Linked DNA regions of Mus musculus: region 2 is linked to region 1. A link is a loop called in an ENCODE intact Hi-C map of the cell type or tissue named here. Cell type or tissue: heart. All regions are shown on one strand. Links, peaks and the distances in the headings refer to the core of each region. The heading gives the core; the rest is flanking DNA.

Region 1 (8,332 bases), core at 264-8,263:
GTACCAGCCTGAATGCTGTGAAGACTTGGAATTTTTTCAACCAAATAAATTGGCTCACTCTTTTAAAAACCAGCTTCAAAGCTGGATTGGTGGTGCACACCTTTAGTCCCAGCACTCAGGAGGCAGAGGCAGGCAGATCTCTGAGTTCGAGGCCAACCTGACCTGCAAAGTGAGTTCCAGAACAGTGGGGGCTACACAGACAAACCCTGCCTTGGAAACAAAACAACAGAAAAACCCAGCTTCACTTCAAAATTTAAAGACCTTAAAGAATACAGACAAATTCCTTCTGGAGATATAATAGAAATGACTTGAGATCTAATTCCCTATACAATCCCTGTCCTTGTCTGGAGCCTCTGAGCCTGTCCTTTGCCATCCGTGTTTCTGTCAGCATTCTGGGTCTTCTACATTTGGACCAGAATCATCCATTACATTCACAGCATGTCAGGGCTTCTCCAGTCCACTGCCCCAAACTTCCAAATTCCTTCCACAAATCATCTGCCAAAGTCTAAGCAGGATGACTTTGGGGTGTTCATAGAAGTCACCCTACTTCTCTGCTATCTGTTTTCTGTGTTTGTTACTTGAATATCACTCTGACCACTATCTCCAACAGAAATGGTAGAGGAGAGAGATGGTGGAGGAGAGAGATGGTGGAGGAGAGAGATGGTGGAGGAGAGTTTATGTTGGTTCTCGGGTTCAGAGGTTTCAGCTCATCACAGCAGGGAGGGAGTTGCAGAGCTCATGGCTGTCAGAGGAAGTTCTCAAGAGGCTCCATCTGCAGGAAGCAGAGAGCAGTCTCTGGAGGCCCTTTATTGAGTGATCACTACAGTCTATCGAAAGCTTTGCATTCTCTGCCCTTCCCTTCTCAATACCACATCTGACATAGGCAGATCCCAGCCAAGAGTGTGTTGATTAAAGTTTGTGTTTGGGGACTGAACACATGACTCCATAAGCAAGAGCGTTAAAAGACCAGAATTGGATCCCATGATGCACATAAAAAGCCAGGCATGGCTCTATGTGCACCTCTAACCCCAATGCTGAGAAGGGGGCTGGTGGAGAAGCAGAGACATACCATTCCACTTTGTGCTCCCGGCCGGTCACACACTTCCAGTCACCCACCAAGGGACTCTTTCATTGGCGAATGAAAGATACACACACACTAGCTTGTTTTTGAAATGCTGTGATTAGCTCAAAGGTTAGGCAGTGCTAAGCCTTTGCCTGCTACCCCAGGCCCAATAGGGAAGTGGGCAGTGGCCACTTACCAGAATTCTTACACTGCTCAGAGGCTCTCTCTGCCACAGCTCTAAATCTGAGCCATCTCTCAACTCATCTCAAGCCATCTCAGGCAATCCTCTGTCTCCACTTCTCTATCCCAAGCCCTCGCAAATCTAAGTGTCCCGGTCCATCTCCTTTTGCCCAACCATTGACTGCTAGCATCTTTATTGATCAATCAAAAACCAATTGGGGACAAGGTCCTTCAGCATTTGGACACACAGATTCCTGATTAAATCAAAGCATTAGAACCAATCCTCAATACATCAGTCCAGACACAGGTTCAGAGACCCTGTCTAGGAGGAATAAAAAGGAGAGTAATGGGACAAGATCCCAGGTGTCCTTATCTGACTTCTGCCTACATGCATAGATAGACATGTACACATGAACATACATGTGCACATACACGACACACAGATACAAAAGCCATGTTTTTCTTTAGTCTCAAAAAACCCTGAAAAATCCCAGAGGCTGCAAGTTGCTCCTGCTTGAAATCCATGGAGATCACTAAGGCTTCTCTGAGTCAGCTAGGAGTCTGAATGAGCTCAGAAAACCAGGAGCTAACTGTGAGGAGGTGGTAGGGAGGGGGTGTCAGGGTGGGAGGGTTGCCACTAGCTTCTGCAGGGGATGGGGAAGAGGAGAGAGTGGGGAGAATGGAAGGAGGGGACCATCCAGCAGCTGGCCCAGCTGTGTGGCCTGTGCTGTCCTCCCTTTCTGGCCCTCAATTGCTCTTTGAACAGCTCTGCATTTATGGCCACTTGGACAAGCCCCGGCATTGTTTGCCTCTAGTATCTAAGGTCAGAGGCCTTAGAGGAATGGCATGGTTCTATTTCCTTAAATAGTGACTTGGGAATGAAATGAGTAAGCGTGTCTTTAATTAGCCATACCCCAGAGGCCTGCGGGGGTGGGGGGGTCTGGTAGATGGTGGGCCCCCTGCCAAGATCAGCATTGTGAGGCTGGTATTTGGTCCAGGGTGTGGGGGGGGGGGGAGGGTTCAGTGCTATGCATTATTTACCCTCCCTCCTCATCTCCTATTGTCCTATCAGCCTCAACTCCAATTCTGTCCCCATGTCAACATGAAGGATGCCCCGGAGCTGGAGAGAGGAAAGAAGGGAGCCCTTTCTGAGCAACTACCACAGCCTAGGCACTGTGCCAGACACTGGAAAGGGCAAGGTCAAAGATGGAAGGATCGTGCGGAGGTGAGCCAATGAAGGCTGAGCCCAGGCCACCTAGTCCCACAGTGGTGATGCAGTTAAAGCATAAGGGTCCCTGGCACCAGGGGAGGTTTCAGAATTGCTGTATCCCCTTTACTGCATTTTTCACACTCTGTAACCACACCACAGAGCCACCCCTGCTACAATCTCCACCCTGTTTCTTTCTGTTGCTTCCAGAACCTGCCTGGGTTCTCTTTCCTCAAAACCTCCAGGGGGCTGCTAGGCATCTCTACACTCTTTCTTTCTTCTCTCTCTGAGAGAAAATCCCTTTCCAGCCTCCCTCTGCTTACAGCTACCTTTCCTTCTGTTTCTTCAGTTCTTGTTGTCGATGTCACAGAAAAGAAAATGATCATTCAGAAAGAACAAAGGGAGGAGGCAAAGGAGCCTGCAAAGGAGATGCTGATTGGCTGAAGGTTTAAGGATGCTGCAAGTGTGGAAGCCAAAGAGGGAGAAGTGCCTGAGACCACCGCCCAGACAGGAGCCATAGCTGACTGTGGAAGGGAGACTAGGAATAGCCACAAGAAAGAAATTTCCATTCAGAAGGAATGGAACGGGCAAAAGAATTTGGGAAGAAGTTGAGTGGTTAATCTACTCAGGTTTTACCTTCTGATGTTGATGTTTCTAAGAAATTGTGATTGCAGAAAGGGTCAGAACATTTTCTGTCTTCTCAGCTACTCAGATTGGAATTTCAGAGTCCACTTGGGCTGGCAGGCTGAGACAGACAGTATCCCCAGACCATGTCCCCCATACCCCTTCCCACAACTCCCCCCCGCCCCCCCGCCCGTACCATCTTCACCTCCAAGGAATGAGGGAACACCTTGGGCAGGTCTGGGCAGGGCAGGCCTGTTTTGCCCAGGTCAGCTGTGGTCGCCTCAGGAATGAGAAAGAAAGCCTGACTATAAACAAGACTTTTTCCACGATCCCTTGATGTGCGCTCCTTATGGGAGGCACAGGACGTCCAGAGCTCTCTTCTCAGTGTTTGGCTAGGGCTTACCTGGCTTCACGCTCTTCACTCTCCTCTACCTCTTGACCTCACATGCTGATTTGTGCTTCTGGGGTCTTACATAATATGTTATCCTGGAATCATGTTTTAAATGGTGCTTTGTGAAAATGGCATTGCTGGGGCTAATGCTGCACCACAAAGTAATCCCTGGAGATGCGGAGTGTGGTCCAGGGCCAGCAGCATCAACATCTCTTGGGAACTTGTTAGAGATACAGGCCCCAGGGTCCTACCTGTGGGTGGAGTACTGCCATCAGAATTTTAACAAGCCCTATGGTGGGTCTGACTTTTGAGCATGCTCCAATTAGGAAGGAAGCTATTTAATGCCAGGAGATGGAACCCTGGGTTTGTAGACTTACCAAGGAACCAAAAATACCATTTGTCTGCTGCAAGACCCTAGGCTTGTTGCACCAGAGGCAGAGATGTGATTTCTTAGCAAGCTAATGAACCTTTGCTCTCCAAGATGGAGGGGGTGTGGGGGGGGGAGGAGCTTTTGACAAGGATGCAGGGGGTGGGGGACTTCCTGATGGGGGCAGGTGACCTTCACAGGAAGGGTTTTGGTTCCAGCACAACTACTGTGAAGGAATGCTCCCATTCAGAGCTGTAGGATGTCCTGAGGGGGGTGGGGGTGGGGGTGGGTACCTCCCTCCCTTCTTGGAAGTTGCCACACCTAATTCTCTAGCATGCCGGCCGGCTGGGAAGAGGAAATGGACTGTGACTGAAGTGAGAGAAGCTCAAATGCTCGGTGAGGGACTTTTCTGAGGGCAGTGCCTGGAACCAACTTTCAGTGTGGGTTGTGCAATCTCCTTTGGACATCTCTTCTTGGGGCAGGAGAATGGAACCGCTAAGTGTCCTGAAGGGACTTTGGTCCTGGCTTTTCATGATGTAGCTCTGTACTCCTGGGGAGATCCCTCAATCTTTCAGGGCCACTAAAGCCTTGCTCATACACCGGAAATGATGATAGCAAGACGGACAGAAGTTTGGCAGGTTTTGGGTACCATCCCAGGTAAGCACCAGTCAGTGCTGGGTCTAGAACAGTGCACTAAGCTTGAGTGGTGCAGACACTGTATCCCCCACACGCTCACTGAAAGGACAAGGGATTCATAGTCTCCCACTGAAGTAGCTGGAAGGCCACCACTCTGCAGCTATTTCAGACCTTTATGCTCAGCACAATATTACCATGATCCTGTTCCCAGAGCTTAATGGAACTCTAGAGAGGTGTTCTTCATGGTGTTTCCTATTGCTGGGATATCTCCTCTTCTGGTCACTTGTCTTTCAGGAGAGTGGTTGTAAGAAAGCCGTGAGGGCTTACATCTCTTCCCAGGCCTGAGGGAGGAAACAGGTAAAAAGAAGAGAAAAATGAAGTCTCTAGGGTAGAACGACAAGGTGTACAGGAGGTAGCAGCTCCCAGCGGGGCTCAGCTGGAGATGGTTGGAAGAGTGACTGTGTCTCCTTCCATCCGCGAACAGTGCAAGCTTCTGCCGGTAAAGGTCACAGCTTACGACGGGGTCTGTCTTTCTCAACACACGGGCTGAGATACAGGTCCTGGGCAGAGCCACTCATAGGAGGGGTGTCTGGTTCTTTGCTTTTAAGCTGTACCGGTGAGGGAAGGCAACTTTGATAGCATCGTAACTGATCAGAGATCAGTACATTGCATAGACCTTGACCATGCACATGGCTTCCGCCCCGGGTGTTATCCCTAGATATTTTATCGTGCCCCAGAGCAGGTGCAGGTCATGCAGGAGAAGCAGGCTGGAAGGGCCCTGGGAGGTCCCCTTTCTGCAGAGTGCTCTGGCCTGCCAGAGAACAGGAACCAACAGCAACAACAACAACAACAAAATCTGGAACTAATGCGTCTGGATTTTTCCCAAGTGGCCTGCTTTTCCCTGTGGGTGAGCTACAGGGTCCCTCTCATAGCCTGCCCTTCCCTCCTGTCCCCCTGTATGGTCATCTCCATGATGGCTAGATATTCCCTTTGTGGCCACCATTAGAAAGTTCAGCAGGGTGAGCTTTTCAGAAAAGCTGCTATTTAAAAACAGGAACCTGAAAGATACATTAACGGGGGGAAGTGGGCGATTATTTGTCTTTACTATATATAGGAGAGAGTCAGTTTATAACAGAATTATTTTTGTATGCTGTTTTTGCCGGAGCAGCCAGCCTGTCTCCTGATGCCAGTATGCAACTGATTTTTATAGCATCGCCTCCGCTCCATAGGGTCAGTCATCAACTGTCCCAGACCCTTCTTGCTATTTGTGGCTGCTTCTGGTGTCTGGAAAGGAACTCACTACCCATGGAGGTTCAGCGAGTTCTCCTTGGGCTGGCTACATGCAGCCTGAAGTAGAAAGAGCATATGGGTTTTCTAGCTGTACCCCATATCCGTTCTTCCCAAGGTACACTCTGCTCAAGCAGGCAAGTCTTCCTTCCCTGGAAGTGGCTGGTAGTTGAAGAGCCAGGAGAGTGTTTCCTCCACACATCATCTTCTGATCCTTTGGCTGGAATGATTGGTGTACAGTTGGAGACTGTCTGAGTGTGTTCTTAAAGTACCTGTGAATGTGAGTCCATTCCTTTGTGATTCGAAGAGCAGCAAAACGTGGTTTGACCAGTATCAGTGATAACAAGGAAGAGAGTGCTCTTGGTATTCCTGCCATCTGGCTTTCTGCCTCTCAAACGGGCTGGCTTATTTGGCTTTGATGGAGTTCTAAGTCTGTATCTAAAGGGAGTTATTTTAAAATGAAACTTACGTCTCTGAGGATTGTAAGGGTTCAGCTGCTCAGCCAGGGGACCAGGTTTCTAGACTTGGTGCCCACAATGTCTGGCCAGCCTCATTCCCAGCAAGTCACCGCTGCAAGTCACCACCACACCCAGGGTCGGGCATGCTCAGGAATGTGGCCTGTGCATTTGTCTCTGCAGTCTTGGATCACACTATGAGAGCAGTCAGAATATCTTTGTTCTGTGTCCAGGCCACCAAACCCTTAGAGAAGATCAAAAAATGTCTTCTCTTTACCTAGAGAAGACAACAGATGCTTACTCAATGAATGGATGGATGGCAGATGGATGGATAGCAGATAGATGGATGGCAGATAGATGGATGGATGGCAGATAGATGGATGGATGGATGATGGATGGATGGATGGACAGACAGACGGACGGACGGACGGACGGATGGATGGATGGATGGATAACTGTCTTTTACCCCAGCAGATCTATTACACTTGAGGAACTTTACTGAGTGCCTATTCCATGCCAGACTTTCTTCTAGATACATCATGGTATGTATCAAAGCTGACCAAAATAACCAAAGCCAAAAACAAAACCAAAAAAAAAAAAACCCCAAAAAACAAAAAAAACACCCCTCTCTTTCCTTACTTGCAAAGAGATTACATTTTAGCAGGGCAAAATAGATAAGCAATAAGCAAATTATACATGCATATATAAAATGTAATGTGTCCACCTGACATACACATATATGTACGTATACATGATGTCAGGAAGAGGAGGGACGGGATGCGTGGAGATCCAGGAAAGCTGAGCCATAAAAGAGAGTGGTCAGGGTTAGTGTCAGGGTGCCTTAGTGGACCCAAGACTTTACCAGATCATTTCCTCTGGCATTTTGGTGCTATCAGTTTTGCTTCTGTGTGTATGTGTAAACACACACAAGTCATATATAGGCCATAGCAGCATCCAGCAGGGGCCTCTATGCCTGCTCAGCATCTGACACCTAATAAATGTTTGATAAAATGTAGCCAGCTGGGGTCTGAGAGATGGTATATCGGTTAAGAACAATTGCTGCTTTTGAAGAGTTCCCAAGCTCAGGCCCCAACACTCAAGAAGGATGGCTCATCACTATCCTTAAGGTCAGCTTCATGGGATCCCAGGCCCTACCAGCCTCCAGGGAAACTGGTATACCCCACTCCCGTCTGTCACACACAGTTATCTACACACACAATAACATATAAACAAATAAAATGAATAATAAATATTTTAAAAAGTAGCCAGGTAGGTGAATGCTTAATAATTAATTTGCTAAAGAGGATTATTCCCCTCACATTATAGAAATGATAACTGTTCCACCGGCCTATTTTACATGTGTATGGTCTTAGTTAAGATTTCTAACGTGATAAACACCATGACCAAAAGCAACTTGAGAAAAAAATGAGTTGATTTTTGTCTTACACTTCTAGGTAACAGTTCATCCCTGAGAGAAGAGTTTGGGGCAGGAATTTGGTGGTAGGAACTGAAGTAGAGGCCATGGAGGGGTGCTGCGTGCTCCTCCTGGCTCACTCAGTCCATCTTCTTATATGATCCAGGACTACCCACCAAAGGATGGCACCGCTCACTGAAGGTGGGCCCACCCACATCAACCATTAATCGAGAAAATGCTCTGCAGGCTTGCCCACAGGTCAGTCTTGTGGGGACATTTTCTCAGTTGAGGGTCCCTCCTCAACTGACATAAGCTGACATAAAAGTAGTCAGTACACATGTATATAACTTGCCTGCTCTACTTCAGGTACCAAATGCCTTTGAGTACTTAACGAAGGGCATTCACCTTTGAGTTAGGCCTCAGAGCTTAGCTGTTCCAGCAGTCTCCGTGAATAGCATATTGTTAAGCATGGAACTCCTGTCCCTAAAGGAGCAGCTTTTCCTAAGCAGATTCTTCCATCCTGGCCAACCGTGCTCTGGGCAATGTTTCTGCTTCATGGGTCTGTTTAATGCTTGCTTTCCCTAAGGGGCTAATGCCCGTTTACCGAAAGTGATGCTGTATTGCCCTACAGCCTCGCAGTGGGGCTTAAGCAGGGAAATCCCTGCCCAGGAAGGGGAACAGATGAGAAGTTTGAGGTCCGAGCATCTG
Region 2 (8,332 bases), core at 164-8,163, 55 kb after region 1:
TTAGGTAGTGGGGTGTGTGTCTATGTGTCTCTGTGTATATATGTGTCTGTGTCCTGTATGTTTCTTATGCGTCTGTGTGTGTGTAAGTGTATATGTGTGTTTGTTTGTATAAGTCTGTGTGTGTATGTGTATGTGTGTGTGATTGTGTATGTGTGTATGTATATGTGTGTCTGTGTGTGTAAGTTTGTGTGTGTATGTGTGTGTTTGGGTGTATATGTGTGTGTGTCTGTACTGGCTAGTTTTGTGTCAACTTGACACAGCTGGAGTTATCACAGAGAAAGGAGCTTCAGTTGAGGAAATGCCTCCATGAGATACAACTGTAAGGCATTTTCTCAATTAGTGATCAAGGGGGAAAGGCCCCTTGTGGGTGGGACCATCTCTGGGCTGGTAGTCTTGGTTCTATAAGAGAGCAGGCTGAGCAAGCCAGGGGAAGCAAGCCAGTAAAGAACATCCCTCCATGGCCTCTGCATCAGCTCCTGCTTTCTGACCTGCTTGAGTTCCAGTCCTGACTTCCCTGGTGATGAACAGCAGTATGGAAGTGTAAGCCAAATAAACCCTTTCTTCCCCAACTTGCTTCTTGGTCATGATGTTTGTGCAGGGTTAGAAACTCTGACTAAGATAGTACCTGTGTGTGCACCCATGTATGTGTGTGTGTGTGTGTGTGTATGGGTGTGTATATGTGTGTGTTTGTGTGTGTATATGCATGTATATGTGTGTGTGTGTGTGTGTGTGTGTATGTGTATTTGTATGTCTCTGTGTGTATGTGTTTCTGCCTATATGCATGTTTGGGCTGACATGGGGGTCAGGTGACGGGAAACCTCCTTCCATGCTCCCAGCACATCATTCCTTCCTCCTCTGTACTCAGGTCGTGCACCTTATAAGCAACATGCAGAGCCTCCTCTGGTCACCAAGGCTCGTTTTCATCTTATTTGTTCGCATTTCTTTCTGCCTTCTGACCTTCCTGGGCGTCTTTCTTCCTCCCTGTCTCCCCCTTTCACTACTCTGTTTCTTTTCACAGTGGAGTAGATGTTTCTTGTAGCCCGAATGCCATCCAGATAATAGAGAGCATGGGCTGCAGTGTGGGTGGGAGGTTTCAGAGCTTGTCTTCCCCGAATGTGAAGCAGATAGAAATTTTTTTTCAATTTTTTTTTCCGAGACAGGGTTTCTCTGTGTAGCCCTGGCTGTCCTGGAACTCACTTTGTAGACCAGACTGGCCTCGAACTCAGAAATCCACCTGCCTCTGCCTCCCAAGTGCTGGGATTAAAGGCGTGCACCACCACACCTGGCGATTTTTATTTTTAATTAATTAATTTTTTGACGCAGGCTATCATGTACCCCAGGCTAGCCACAAATTCCATGTAGCTGAGGAAGACTCTGAGCTTCTGATCCTTCTGCCTCTCTCTTCCAAGTTCAAGGACTTTGGATGTTCATCACAACAGCAGTTTAATACAGAGCTGGGGATAGAAGCCAGGACTTCGCCCATGTTAGGTGAGCTCTTTACTAATTACGTAACTCCCCCAGCTCAAGACTAGATATTGTTGACTGTTAGCATCACTACTAGGGTCTCCGTCGTCTGGGGTGGGCTTGGGAGGATAGCCTGCATCACAGGGGAGGAGTGCCGTGCTGTTTGGCCCACTGGGTTCATCTGACTCAAGAGCTGCTGGAAAATAAAGATTTTTCAAAATGCCCAAACCTGTTGAAAAGCAAAAGTAGACCCTAGAAAGACATAGTGGATCCGAAGTCTACAAGAGATGGATAGATTGGAGCTCTATTGGTGAGGCTACCTAACCATAGAGGCATGGAATCCGACTGACACACTGGAATTGAGATTAGATACAATGGAAGCTTTGCTAGTCTGATTATTTGTCTCCCAAGCCCAAATCCATGTGTTGAAGTCCTAACTCAGAGGATTAATAAGAAGGAAGATTTTTAAGAGGTGATTAAATAATTAGGGCTGATCCCTCCTCATGAAGATTAGCCACCTTGTTAAAGAGGCCTTGGAGCCAAGCACAGATTTATAATTCTAACACTCAGGATGCTGAGGCAGGAGGGCTCAAGTTCAAGGTCAGCTTGGGCTCAGAGTGAGGCCCTGTCTAAAGAATATAATGAAACAGGTCCCAGAGACCCTCTCACCAGCTGGGGATATCATTTAAGAACCATAAAGTGAGTCTTCACCAAATCCTCCAATGTCTAGATCTTGGACTGCACAGCCCCTAGACCTGTGATCAATAAACTTCTGTTGCCTATAAGCCATGTAGCTTAAGGCATTTTGTTATAGTAGCCTGGTCAGACTATGACAGATACTTTATAAAAGCACAGGACTGAAAGGGGATGACTTTCTATCTGCTACACCGGACTTCAGGGACAGAGCTGACACCTGGGTCCCAATGAATGCTTCCATTGTAGTGCTATAGCAAAGGACATGGAGGACATAGAGATCACATCCTTCCTGTGGACAGTACTCAAGCAAGCCCTTCAGATCCTCCACATGTGGGAGACGAGGTTTGAATCTTAGTCCAGCCTTCCAGTCTCTTTGGCTTGTTTCTGTGGCTCTGCTTGTTTTGACAAGTGCATAAGGTCAGGGACTATCACAACTTGGACAGAGAACATTTCCATCCCTTTACATTCCTCATGCCCCTTTGTTATCAACCCTTTCACTGCTTCTCTTGCAGCTATGGATTTTCATCCATTTCAGATGACTGTTTAAATGGGGCACATAATCTGTAGCCTTTTGAGTCTGGCTTTATTCATTCATCGTAACACACATGGTATTTATCCATGCTGTCACATATATTGGTTTCCTTTTATTGATGAATATATTTGTCATTGCATGGATTTATCACAATTTCTTTATACATCAATGGGCATTTGAGGGGTCTTTCAAGTTTTTGGTTAGTTAAAAAAAAGCTTCTATAATTTTTGCATGCATATACTTTATTTTCTCTGGAGGAAAAACACGGGGTGAGTTTCCCAGGTGTAGTGGTTTGTATATGCTTGGTCTAGGGAGTGACACTATGAGGAGGTGTGGCTGTGTTAAAGTAGGTTTGGTCTTGTTGGAAGAAGTATGTCATTGTAGGCATGGGCAATGAGACCCTCCTATCCATGTGGGAGTCAGTCTTCTCCTGGTAGCCTTCAGATGAAGAGGTTGAATTCTCAGCTCCTCCTGCACCATGCCTGCATGGGCACTGCCATGCTCCTGCCTTGATGATGCTAGACTGAACCTTTGAATCTGTAAACCAGCCCCAATTAAATGTTGCCCTTATAAGAGTTGGCTTGGTCATGGTGTCTGTTCATAGCAGTAAAACATTAACTAAGACACTAGGTAATTCAGCATGCACACAGAAAGTAAGTCTATAGTGGAGTCTGCTCAACTGTGTTCCTAAATGACATACCCCTTTGCATTCCTGTCTGTGAAGGTTCCTCTGGGTCTGTCTGCCTCACCAACACTTGGTGTTGTCTATGGTTTTATTTTTCCCCTTGAATGGCGTCTCACTGTGGTTCCCTTGCATCTCTCATGACTGGTGGCTGCCTGCCCTTGAGCTTTGCATGAGCTCATTCATGGTTTGTGTATCTCTTGGTGAAATGTCTGTTCAAATTATCCTTTCTGCAATTGAAAACATTGCCTTCTATGTATGCTTTGAGATCAAGAACATTGGGCTGAATAAGGCTTCCTTAGATAGTTTTAAGGATAATTGGAGGTCATAAAACATCAAGATTTTTTTTACTTAGGTTTCTAGGCTTGGCAGGAAATGGAAAGTTACACAGAAATAATAGCAAAGATTCATTGTTAACAATTCTATGTTAAACAAACAAATAAGCCGGGCATGGTGGCACACGCCTTTAATCCCAGCACTCGGGTGGCAGAGGCAGGCGGATTTCTGAGTTTGAGGCCAGCCTGGTCTACAGAGTGAGTTCCAGGACAGCCAGAGTTATACAGAGAAACCCTGTCTCGAAAAACCAAACCAAACAAACAAACCTAAACCCACCCTCCTTAATGGCTGGGCATAGTGGTAAACTCCTATAATCTCAGCAGTTGGTAGGCTGAAGGAGGGCGATCACTAGTTCCATCCTAGCCTGGGCTATACAGTAAGACATTGTCTCAAACAAACACCTCATTGTAGGACTCGTTAGTCCAACTCCTTGGTATTATTGTAAGAGTTGTCCATTTTTAAGCCTCTGAAAGTTTATTTGCCTCCTCTATTTATATCATGGGGTATTAATCAGTGATTATTTATAGCTTTCCTTTAATAGTGTTGTACTGTGCTTGCTGTGGGGTTTCCCTGCCCTCAGGAAACTGAAGACTTAACCAGGAGGAAAAGTGATCCCATGTGAACCACTATGACCTAACACAAGGGCCTACCTGCAGGTTAAGAGCAAGGGGAGTTCCAGGCTGGCCTGGCCCGTGTCTTTCCCCTACAAAAATATTTCAAGACCCACCATGGCCAGGTCTTTACAATGCAGGACAGCTTCCTGTACTAGCTGTTTCCTGGCCTGACGTTTCTTTGTTCTGAATTTCGGGGGAAATATGAACCAATGGCTATGGTGTCACTTCCATAAGGTCTAAGGGTTTGTCAGAGAGCAGGGCGAAAGCCATGTTCCATGTGTGACTGTGGGGACACTCGTTTGCTATCACCAACCTTTTCCTTCTTAATACCCTCATAGTGTCTGCACACAGTATAGCCCAGGAAAGGCAGAGGATGCTTGCTTCCTCGGGGCGTGCTTGCTCCAGGAGACTCTGCTATCATTTCTCTCTGGTGTCTTGATTTGTTCCCCATGGGTTCCAAGGTAGATCTGTCTATGTGGGAATGGAAAGAGGATTAGCAAGTTCATTTCAGTTCACGACTGCACTGTTTTTTTTTTTTTTAAACCAATCCCATGTCTGAGCCAAAGCTGGGTTAGAGAGAGGACTATTACAATTCCCAAACCAGAATCTGAAAGGAAAAATCACTCTTGGCCTCGGATTTTTCTCCCTAAATGACATCATAGGGAAAACTTTCCTTCTAAAATTTTGATATGGTTCTTTCAGCCAGATTATCATTGATTTCGAATATTTTTGTTCAGATGTGTTATACTTTTAAAAATTGGTCCTTAATACATATGAAATATTATGTAAAATAGAAATCAGTCTAAGAACCCAGGATCCTTACAGGTCATAAAACACCTCTGAAGTGGTTCTGGTCTTATTTAATCCACTAAATAGGATACACTGCACACATTCTCTCTCTGGAAAATGTGCTACAGCGATCACTGTCTCAATGGCCGTCTACTGTCAAATAACTGTGCTGGAAGTGGTGGGAGATGCCCTCAACACCAGCCATAGCTAGATTATTTATGTTCCCTCCCAGAACAGTCTCACTCTGTTTACATTTTGAGACTCGTGAGGAATCGTGTAAGCATCTCTTGACTTTGCGGAGTGGCTAGGAAGTATGTGGCTTTAATGACCACAGGCCTGTCATTTGTATCTGTCACTGATCTCATCACTGGGTTTGCTTGTCTTCCTCCAGTGTGCTTCTGACCTGAGGCCTGAAAACCCACTGTGCAGAAACCTCAGAGGAACTGGCCTTTAGAAACCACAGCTCAGCCTGATATTCTCCAGGGCTCTCTCCATGGAAGGAAGGAGGGAGAGATTGCGGAGAGGAAGGTGAAGTGAGGTGAGGGAGGAAGAGAGAATGGGAAGAAAGGGAGGAAGAAAGTAGAAAAACCTGGGGAGAGGGAAGAGGAAGGAAGAAGAGGGACAAACATTAAAAAACAATTTTTTTTTTAGTTTAAATATAAGGGTAAAAATAAAGTCATACAAACCATTAAAAAATGAATTTGTCTTCACTGAAATTCAGAACTCCTCCAAGGACATCTTAAATATGGAAAAGAAGAACACAGACAGGAAGGAACGATTTGCAGATATGTAGCTGTTTAAATCCTAATGTAAAACCTGGAACCATTGACTCCGAAAGGAAACACAGGCGAGGGCTTCATGATTAGGGTGCAGCATGATTTCTCAGACACCACACAAAAGCTCAGCTGACTTTTAAAAAGGTATTAAGTTGGGCTTCATCAGAATTAAGTACTTCTGTTCTTTGAAAATTCCTGTCAAGAGAAGAGCCACAGACCAGCAGAAAGCCTCACAGATCACTCCTTCATAAGAGATTTCCAGAGCCAATAAAGGAACCATTGTAACTCAGTAGAAGCACACTAAGTTCCTTTAAAAGTAGGTGAAAGGTGGAGCAGCCTTTCCATCAAACAGACATAACTGTGATGGAGCCCAGGAAAAAGATGCCCAACGCTGTTCCTCGTTAAGGAAATGCAAGTCAAAACCAGAGGATGTGGTTCTGTGAGTATTAGGACAACTTTAAACAACTCTATCAAAACAAAAAACATAAGCAAGCCAAACTCCCAAGACCAATTCACCTTCCAAGTAATTGGTGGAAAAATAGTGCAGTCAGGAGTGTACTGACGGCAAAACCTGGCAATCCCAAACTCTAAGTATATGTGAAATATGGAAGAAGTGAAAACATATACACATCAGACAAGGTCAAAAATATCTACATAATTAAAAAAAAGTCTAGAGACAATCCCTCAAGTGTTCATCAGTTCATGAGTGGATATTTGAGTTTCTATCATGAGCTACTCATCCAAGAATATTTTAAATAATTTTTAGAATTTTAGGCCATGTTTTTTTTTAAAAAGCCAGATTGAGAAGAGTGTACACTGTATGATTTCATTTCTTGGACATTCTGGAAAGCTTAGAACCACAGGAAGAACAGCTATAGGTCAAAAGCTGCCTGGGGCTGAACAGAGTGGGGAGGGAGCTGATTACAGGCATCAAAGGCAGATGTTTTCTGCACCGTGATTGTGCACATGGGCTGTCAAACCTTAGACAACACTCTAGACAATTTTTTTCTTGTATTTTCAAACTATACCCAAAAGAATCATCCGACATTACTATTACTATAATATTGCTGCATACATTTAGAACTTGGGAGAAGGGCTGGAGAGATTGCTTGGTGTTTTACAGCACTTGTTGCTTTTCTAAGGACCCTGGTTCAATTCCCTGCATCCACACAGTAGCCCACAACCATTTGTAAATTCAGAGGATCAGATGTTCCTCTCCTAAGTTTTGTGGACACCAGCCATTCACACAGTCCACATCCATAAAGCAGGCAGAGCATTCCTAAACAGAAAGTCAAATAAGTAAATCTAAGAAAGAAAGAAAGAAAGAGAGAGAGAGAGAGAGAGAGAGAGAGAGAGAGAGAGAGAGGAAGGAAGGAAGGAAGGAAGGAAGGAAGGAAGGAAGGAAGGAAGAAAGAAAGAAAGAAAGAAAGAAAGAAAGGAAGAAAGGAAGAAAGGAAGAAAGGAAGAAAGGAAGAAAGGAAGAAAGGAAGAAAGGAAGAAAGGAAGAAAGGAAGAAAGGAAGAAAGGAAGAAAGAAAGAAAGGAAGGAAGGAAGGAAGGAAGGAAGAAAGGAAGGGAGAAAGAAAGAAAGGAAAGAAGGAAGGCAGGAAGGAAGGCAGGCAGGCAGGCAGGAAGGAAGACAGGAAGGAAGGAAGGAAGGAAGGAAGGAAGGAAGGAAGGAAGGAAGGAAAGAAGGAAGGAAGGAAAGGAAGGAAGAAAACATGGGAAAAGACAACCAAATCAGATTTAGTGTAAAGAGTTTAGAAAATATATAACAATAAAAAAATGTAATCGCTTGTAATTAAGATAAATGGAGATGGCCAGTGTTAGCAACCCCATAGATAGGCATTTTTTTAAAAAATAGAAAGTTTCATGGGTTGCTTTGATTTTTATCACCTTTTCCCTTTGTCCACTATCCATGGACTTAGGGCCTCACCCATGCTGGGTAAGTGCTCCTCCCCTGGGCTCCATCCCAGCCTGCGGTGTAGCACTGCGCATCATGAATCTCTTCTCTAGCATTTTCATGTCCTCGTAGAATACCATTGCATGAATGTATTAGGCTTCCTAAGGAACCCTCTCCCACTGGACATTTACGTTGCGTAGAGTTTGTTATTTTCATATCTAGTGCTACAATGAGAATTTAAAATTTATGTTTTCTCTTTAACTTTTACTTATTTTTAGTGTGTGTGTGTGAGAGAGAGACATGTGTACATGCAGCACCATAGGATGCATGTGGGGTCCAGAGGATACCTTTAAGGAGTCAGTTTTCACTTCCACTGTGTCAAGGCAGGGTCTTTCTTATTCTTGATGCTGTGTGCTTACGTTAGGCTAACTAGCCCAAGAGTTTCCCTGTGATGCTCATTTCTCGGCCTTGCTACAGGACTGCTGGGATTACAGGTGCATGCCACCAAAGTCAGCTTTTAGTATGGTTTTACAATGGACCT

What was found. Hi-C counts contacts between places; a loop is a spot of excess contacts. Peaks named below come from ENCODE experiments on the same cell type or tissue, not always from the same donor. Only the 100,000 strongest peaks of a DNase experiment are listed, where the experiment ranks them.
Region 2: a loop joins it to region 1, with 2.1 times the contacts of the local background. A loop is called at or near these places in 1 of 42 quality-filtered maps.

Annotation. Positions count from the first base shown.
Region 1 is chr5:64,387,414-64,395,745 of GRCm38, forward strand. It overlaps Gm43837 (a long non-coding RNA gene), which reads left to right. Exons shown (of 3, transcript XR_003955925.1): 3 at 2,316-2,462. Among named protein-coding and RNA genes, the nearest start is that of Gm43837, 14 kb to the left of the region's middle. In heart, for the core only: a CTCF peak has its summit at 777; DNase peaks (open chromatin) are centred at 2,108 and 4,168; H3K27ac peaks cover 1,873 bases.
Region 2 is chr5:64,442,577-64,450,908 of GRCm38, forward strand. No RefSeq gene overlaps it. Among named protein-coding and RNA genes, the nearest start is that of Gm31363, 5.2 kb to the right of the region's middle. In heart, for the core only: no CTCF peak of the experiment used is centred there; no DNase peak of the experiment used is centred there.